Linked DNA regions of Homo sapiens: region 1 is linked to region 2. Evidence: chromatin loops called from intact Hi-C (ENCODE). Cell type or tissue: GM12878. All regions are shown on one strand.

Region 1 (4,000 bases), 290 kb before region 2:
ATGAATGTGTGTGGGTCTGTGCCCCTTTCATGTGCTGCCACAGGGCCCACGAGTGTGCTGAAAGGGAAGGACACGGCCAAGGGGCCATGGTGGACAGGAGACCTTCTTGGGGGTTCGGTGGTGTCCTTGACCCCACTCTGACTGAGCACTGCCCCAAGGCACTGCCATTCCAGGCCCCCTTCCCTGAGCCTCCCACCCCAGGCCCACCCACCTGCTGGGTCCTCCCACCTGCGGGGCCCGCCATGCGGGGTCACCATGCGAGTCTCACCATGCAGGGTCACCACACGAGTCTCACCATGCAGGGTCACCACGCGAGTCTCACCATGCAGGGTCACCATGCGGGGTCACCATGTGGGGTCACCATGCGGGGCTCACCATGTGGGGCTTCAGGAGCTTGCTGAGCACCCTCCCCACCCACGGTCACTCTCCCTGGGGTCTGTAAGCCTCCCTGGGCCTGAGCAGCTCCCAGCCTTGCTGCTGCCTTTCCACTTCCTGGCAGTGAGGTCTCCTGGGTGCCTTCTCTCAGCCCTTTGGGATGTTTTTTGTGAGGAAGGGAGGCTTTGATGCTGTGGAGCATCTGTAGTGCCCACTCCAGTGGCTTCACAGGAGCAGCAGGCTGTTTGTTCTGAGCTGTTCCACCTTGTGCCTGCCAGAGGGGAGATAGTGGACAGGCCTCCCTCCCCCCAAGTGGTGGGGTGGACCCCCTGCCCGCTGTGGCCCCATACCTGGGGGCCACACACCACTGCCCTGGGCCGTGCAGCTGCTATGAAGAGTGTGCTGCTGAGACCCTGGAAGAGACGGAGGATGAAATTGTGTTGCCAGATAGTCCATTTGTTGTTCTGAGACTCGCATGCCTGGGAGAATCCTGGGAATTAACTAGCTCCTTCTCTCCCATCCCATTTTACAGAAAAGTGAGACCCAAGGTGGTTTCTGACTTGCCCAGAGGTCATAACTGCTTGGACAGTCATGGTCCTCAGAGCCCACGTTTGCTGACCAGTGCAGGCTCTCACAGCCACTCAGCTCCTGCAGCCGTGGCGTGGCAGAGGAGGGAAGCACTTCCTGGGATTTATGCTGCCTCCCTGACATTTCAAGGCCCTTCATTTCTCTAAATATTGGAGGAGTTGAATTATTTTTAGTTGAGCCTCAAGGGATCAGAGAATAAGCTTGCAGCAACGTTGGCAGATGGGCTTCTTCTAGCAGAGAGTGGTTATTCGGGGCCTCTTATTGAGAGAATCGGGTGATTTGAGGAAATCTGGGGTGTCCTGAGGCATACCAGAGGACCCCCAAGTTTTTCCTGTGGCTCGTCTGCCATCAGGAAACCAAAATGACTCCCCTCGTCCTGAGCTCTCCAGGGTGTGGACCTGGAATGCTTAAGGGGAGGCAATGGCATATCTTTAAGATGAGCACAGCTCCGGAGCCACTCGAGCACCCAAGGCCACGTCCTGCTCAGGGCACTTCGGGCCTCAGTTTCCTTATCTTTAAAATGGACAGAGTTGGCCGGGTGAGGTGGCCCTGCCTGTAATCCCAGCACTTTGGGAGGCCAAGGCTGGCAGATTGCTTGAGCCCAGGAGTTTGAAGCCAGCCTGGGCAACATGGCGAAACCCCATCTCTACTACAAGTACAAAAATTTGGCCGGGCATGGTGGCTCATGCTTGTAATCCCAGCACTTTGGGAGGCCAAGGAGAGCGGATCACTTGAGGCCAGAAGCTCGAGACCGCCTCTACTAAAAATACAAAAATTAGCCAGGCGTGGTGGCTCACGCCTGTAATCTCAGCTACTCGGGTGGCTGAGGCAGGAGAATCACTTGAACCTGGGAAGTAGAGGTTGCAGTGAGCTGAGATCGTGCCACTGCACTCTAGCCTGGGCGACAGAGCAAAACCCTGTCTCAAAAAAAAAAAAAAAAATTAGTCAGGCATGGTGGCACACACCTGTAGTCCCAGCTACTCAGGAGGCTGAGGTGGGAGGATTGTTTGAGCCCAGAAGGTTGAGGCTGCATTGAGCTGAGATTGCACCACTGCACTCCAGCCTGGGCGACAGAGCGAGACCCTGTCTCAAAAAAATAAAATAGACATAATAAGAGTACCTACCACCTACGGCTGGGGAGACCAGAATGAGATATCCTGCCAAAAGCACTCACCGCACTTCCTGGCACACAGCAAGGGTTCAGCAGTTACCCGCTTCTGCTCATTTTCTTGGTGTTCTCATCAGTATGATTATTTAGGGAAACTTGGGTCCCCAGATAACCGTGGGGAGGGGAGGGTTTACCTGCAGGTGCCCTGGCCCAGCCGTTCATGCAGCGCCGTGCTGTTTCTGTGTCTGTGCGCTTCGGTGGAGATGCTGTGGGTGGGTGGGCAGGTGTGCCTTGTGCTGTGGCCTCCCGAGACAAGGAGGGCTCCCACCTAAGCAGGGTCCTGCAGCCCAGGCACATAGCCCTGCCCTGGCCCTCCAGGTCCACACGGCTGTGGGTTCCCACCAGGGGGCGGCAGGGACTTGCGGCCGGGGACCCAGCCTGGTTTCTCCCGCTTTGCTTCGTGGCCAGGCTAGGGCCAGGGGGGCTGCGCAGGATGGGGCCTTTTCACCACTGCCTGGAGCCGCTCGCCCACCAACCCCACTGACGGCTCTCAGTTTCCCTTTCCCCGAGCGCCCTTCACCCTGAGGCACAGCACAGCCTCGTGCTCCTGGCCCCACTGGCCTGCTCCCTTAAGCTGAGTTTTGCCTTTGCAGTTTGAGTGACATTTTTGCTGGGGATCCGGGGCTGCTCGGGGTGGCCTCGCACACCCCTGCACTTTGGCTGCCTGGAACGTGGCTTGGGGTTCACGGTGCTCCATGGTTTGACTCACAGGCAGGGTTCCAGCAGCAGCAGAGAGAAAGAGCATCTTCTCCAGCCGGCCCTACAGAGGCCCCGGGACCCCAAAGGCTGCACTGAGGTGGCCACCAAAACCAGGGGGCAGAGTCCTCCTAAGTTCTGGCCCTAGATCTAGGCTCCAGATCTCCCGGGAGTTGGATCCAGAGGAACCTGGGCTCACTTCTTTAGCAGGTTCTGGACACACGATGCCTTTAGGGGCTCAAGAAAATGTTTAATTTATTTTAAAATTAGAAGGAAAATATCTCTGGAACATTTAGGGCCAAAGAAAATGTTTTAATGTTTTTTCTCACTTTAGAAATAATAATTCAAAAATCCATTAAATTATTTAACAGCTTTTTTAATGGAGGAAGGGGCCCCCCAAATCACAAAGTGGCCCTGGGCCCTGGGATGGCCGGAGGAGAGCCTGCCATACCCACGCAGTGTGCCTGAGTCCTGGAGTGCGATGTATTCTGAGCCACCCAGAATGGTGAGTCACCAAGAGGCAGCTTGGAGGTGGGCCGCTGCCCCTGCACACTGTGCTTGGGGGACACAGCCGACACGACCAGCCTGCAGTACCAGGATAGACAATTTGGGCTGGAGCCAAACTTGATCAGAGGGAGGCTGACTTTATCGAGGGCTGCTTTGTGGCGGGCGTTCATTGTGGAAAGAGCCCAGGAAGGAGCTCTCTGCCTTGCAAGAACATTGCCTGTGGCTCAAAATGGCCACATGGGATGCAGTTCCTGAGGTGGCAGAAGAGCCAGCCTCTGCTAGCCCCAGACCTAACGGAGTTGCGGCTCATGGCCACCCTGAGGAATTCCACCTGGGCGTTTGGTGTCCCTAGCATATCTCGAATGGCAGGCTGAGGCTCGAAAGTCTCATGCCTGTCTGCAGGACCCCCGCGTGAGCCTGGGACCACCCGTGGGGACAGTGTGTGTCTAGGCAAATGCCTTGGGCACTCGAGGGGGCACTGAGGCCCTGGAGGGCTTCTGTGGGTGGGAGTTCCCATGACGTCATCCCTCAGTACAAGCTACGAGGGCTTCTTAGAACACGCTGGACACTGGGGAGGGCTCTAATGGTATTTGCACAAATTTGCAATGTTGGAGACCAGAGTGGAGTGGGCTGGGCGGGCCAGGCCCCGGCCCAGATGGGGTGACC
Region 2 (4,000 bases):
TTTTAATATGACACTATTAGATTTAAACTACCTTTGCTTCTTAAAACAAGATTTTAACTCAGAGTTGGTTTCAAAGAAGGAAGCTGTATGAAGATTGATCTTCTAATAAAGAATTAAATGTTTTGAAAACAGATGTTTTTAAATTTCAGTATGCAAAAGAAAAATTCAGAAACTTACTTAAATTCAGATTCCTGGCTCTATCTTGAGAGGTTCTGATTCTGCAGATTTGGGTGGGGTCCAGGAATCTGCACTTTAGGGATGGGGTCCAGGAATCTGCACTTTAGCAGTCTTTCAGATATCTCTGAAGTCATCTGTCTTCCTGATGACCAACAAATCACATTATGAGAAGTATTCTTCCAGAGTGCATAACAGTTTCATTAGCCAGTTTAGTTATGCTATAGTTAGAGCTGAAAAAGCTAAACTTTTAAAATAGATTTGTTGAGGTAAAATTGACATATAACACATATCTCAAATGTATGCTCTTAGAAGTTTGATGTATGTGTAAACTTGTGAAACCATCACCATATTAAGATAACGAGCATCTCCTTCACCTACAAAAGCTTCCTCGTGCCTTTCCAGTCCTGCCTTCTCCCCTCATTCCTGTTAACCACTGATCTTCTTTATGTCACTAGATTAGTTTTCATTTTCTAGAATTTTGTACAAATAGAATCCTATAACCTATACTTCTTTTAGTGAGGAGGTGTCTAGCTTCTTTCACTCAGGATAGTTATTTTAGGACTCATTCATGTTCCTTTTTATCACTAAGTAGGATTCCAGCATATGCCTGAAGCACAGTCTGTTTATCCATGCTCCTGCTCATGGACGCTTGGGTTGTTCCAGGGTGGGGCTTTTGCACATAAAGCTACTATGAACATTTGTGCATGTGTGTTTGTATGGATACATTCAGAATTAAATTTGTAAGATTTCATGCAACTTTTCACACTTTTCTTTCAGAAAGTCATTGGGTGGTACAGATTCCGGCGCAATACGCAGCAGCAGATGTCCTACAGAGAGCAGGTTCTTCACAAGCAGCTCACCCGCATCCTCGGCGTGCCCGACCTCGTCTTTCTTCTCTTCAGCTTCATCTCCACTGCCAACAATTCCACTCACGCTTTAGAATATGTGCTCTTCAGACCAAATAGAAGGTAAAGCTTGCTTTTCCATCTGCCTCACATATAAGAAGGACGTTGGGACCAGGCGTGGTGGCTTACGCCTGTAATCCCAGCACTTTGGAAGGCTGAGGCGGATGGATCATGAGGTCAAGAGATTGAGACCATCCTGGCCAACATGGTGAAATTCAAAAATTAGCTGGGTGTGGTGGCACGTGGCTGTATTCCCAGCTACTCGGGAGGCTGAGGCAGAAGAATCGCTTGAACCTGGAGGCAGAGGTTGCAGTGAGCCAAGATTGTGCCACTGCACTCCTGCCTGGCAACAGAGCAAGAATCCATCTCAAAAAAAAAAAAAAAGGATGTTGGTACAAGTCACTGAGATTCGTGACTTCAAAAATGTGCATTATAGTGCATTTTTTTTTTTTTTTGAGACAGAGTCCAGCTCTGTCACTCAGGTTGGAGTGCAGTGGTGCAATCTCGGCTCACTGCAACCTCTGCTTCCCAGGTTCAAGCGATTCTCTTGCCTCAGCCTCTCGAGTAGCTGGGATTACAGGCACACACCACCATGCTGGCTAATTTTTTTGTATTTTTAGTAGAGACGGGGTTTTGCCCATTTTGGCCAGGCTGGTTTTGAACTCCTGACCTCAGGTGATCCACCTGCCTCGGCCTCCCAAAACTTTATGCATCTTTAAATAAAAACTTGTATTATTCCCTTTAGCTCTTTTTGTGGTTACGGAAGGTATTTTTCTTGTCAGTTATTTACATAAAATTGTTTTTGGATCAAGAAGCATTAACAAGACATGTTTATTATGCATAAATTCTTATAAGGAATAAATAGCTGGAAATCATCATTTGCTTCTCCATAATCCACTATGTGGAAATGTAGTTTTATTGCTGTGGAAGTCTGATTATAATTTTGAAACATAAATTTCAAATACAAAATTGTGAAATTGAACCACCTGCTGGTTAACGAGGGTTTTGCATCGTGAACTTGTTAAACCAAAAAAAAAAAAAAACCACCCCTATGATTATATGATCATGTTGTCTGTTTGTAAACAGCAAAATGGTTTCCCTCTGGAAGTTTATTTGTTGTAGAATAAATTAAATTGACATCAGTGAAAATAATTGTTAATTGTTAAAAAGGTTTTTATAAGATTTCATTATGTAATCTGTGGGTATCTCTTGAGCACTTACAGGCTCAGCATTGTGTCAGTCACTGTGAGTATACAAAAGATGTGTAAGGCATGACCTGTGCTCTCAAGGAGTTGATAAGCAAGGTTTTACTTTACAGAAGGGAAAACATCACTAATTCATGTATCCTTGGGTTGTCTGTAGAAGGAGGTGCTCCGTGAGACCTTCCTGTTGGTTTACCAACGTCAGCAACTAAGACTCCTACCACCAAGCCCCATTCTTGCTTTAGTTAATTACTTTTATTTATTTTAATTTTATTATTACTATTATTTTGGAGACAGGGTCTTACCCTGTGACCAGGCTGGAGTACAGTGGCACTATCATATTTCACTGCCACCTTGAACTCCTGATCCTGTCACCTCAGCCTCTTAAGTAGCTGGGACTATAGGCACATGCCACCACGCATGCCCTTTTTAAAAAATTATTTATTTATTTATTTATTTAGAGATACAGTCTTGCTGTTGCCCAGGCTGGAGTGCAGTGGCACAATCTTGGCTCATTGCAACCTCCGCCTCCTGGGTTCAAGTGATTCTCCTGCCTCAGCCTCCCGAGTAGCTGAGACTACAGGTGTGCACCACCATGCCCGGCTAATTTTTTTTTTATTTTTAGTAGAGACAGGGTTTCACCATGTTGGCCAGGCTGGCGTTGGTCTCGAACTCCTGACCTCAGGTGATCTGCCTGCCTCGGCCTCCCAAAGTGCTGAGATTAGAGGTGTGAGCCACCACACCCAGCCCTTTTTTTTTTTAGACTGTCAGTCTCACTTGAATATGATAGAATGGTACATTTAACATGATCTCTCTGAATTTTTCCCATAGGTATAATCAGAGGATATCACTCGCTATTCCCAATCTAGGAAATACTAGCCAGCAAGAGTACAAAGTGTCTTCAGTGCCAAATACTTCTCAGAGTTATGCCAAAGTGATTAAAGAACATGGGTAAGTTGAAAGGTAAAGTGCTAGTTTTTTCTTTTGTCAGCAATATTTCTTTTGTTAATAACATTTAAAAGGTGTATGGAAAAATGTAAAACCAAGTTTGATATGATTAAAATTGAAGAATACAGTAAGGTAATTGTCTAGATACCACCAGCATGTATCAAAATTTTGTTCTTGTTGAAAAGATAGTTTACTTTTATGAATTTTTTAAATCATTTGCCACAATATTTTTTGTAATTGATACAAAAGTTTTGGATAGAGTATTATTTCTGAGGTTCTAAAAGCTAAACATAGTCACTGAAAAATACATAGCTTTTTATTATTTTTTAAATGATCTTGGTAACATGGGTTTTTTAAATTTCTCTTCTGTAATTCTTGTGGTATGGGCATTATTCCTTAAACACTGTCACCTCGGAGTCACAGCATTTAAACAATAAAGTGGAAGAGGCAGGAAAAATGCCTTTCCATTTCACCGCAGTTATGATAACCTTGAGGCATCTTTTTTCTGTTTGTCTTCCAGTACTGACTTTTTTGACAAGGATGGAGTGATGAAAGACATCAGGGCGATTTATCAGGTTTATAATGCACTTCAGGAGAAAGTTCAGGTAACTGATTTATTTATTAGTTTTCATCTTATTTGTCTTGCCCAAAAGCTTTTAATTCTACTTTAATTTTGAATTGTCTTCCAACTGACAAATAGAGTTAGGATCCGAAAGTCAGAATCTGCTTTCCCAGAACAGAGTCAAGCTGTGGAATAATGATTCATGC

The links. A loop is a pair of places that touch in the nucleus more often than their neighbours do. Peaks named below come from ENCODE experiments on the same cell type or tissue, not always from the same donor. Only the 100,000 strongest peaks of a DNase experiment are listed, where the experiment ranks them.
Region 1: it touches region 2 in a loop (12-fold over the local background); 86 of 110 quality-filtered maps call a loop at or near these places.

Annotation. Positions count from the first base shown.
Region 1 is chr10:124,537,849-124,541,848 of GRCh38, forward strand. All of the region lies in intron 6 of LHPP (phospholysine phosphohistidine inorganic pyrophosphate phosphatase), which reads left to right. Among named protein-coding and RNA genes, the nearest start is that of LHPP, 78 kb to the left of the region's middle. RefSeq lists an enhancer at 1,989-2,489. In GM12878, a CTCF peak has its summit at 2,473 (motif pointing right); a DNase peak (open chromatin) is centred at 2,149.
Region 2 is chr10:124,825,641-124,829,640 of GRCh38, forward strand. It overlaps ABRAXAS2 (abraxas 2, BRISC complex subunit), which reads left to right. Exons shown (of 9, transcript NM_032182.4): 5 at 955-1,145; 6 at 3,116-3,235; 7 at 3,753-3,837. Among named protein-coding and RNA genes, the nearest start is that of ABRAXAS2, 26 kb to the left of the region's middle. In GM12878, a CTCF peak has its summit at 2,070 (motif pointing left); no DNase peak of the experiment used is centred here.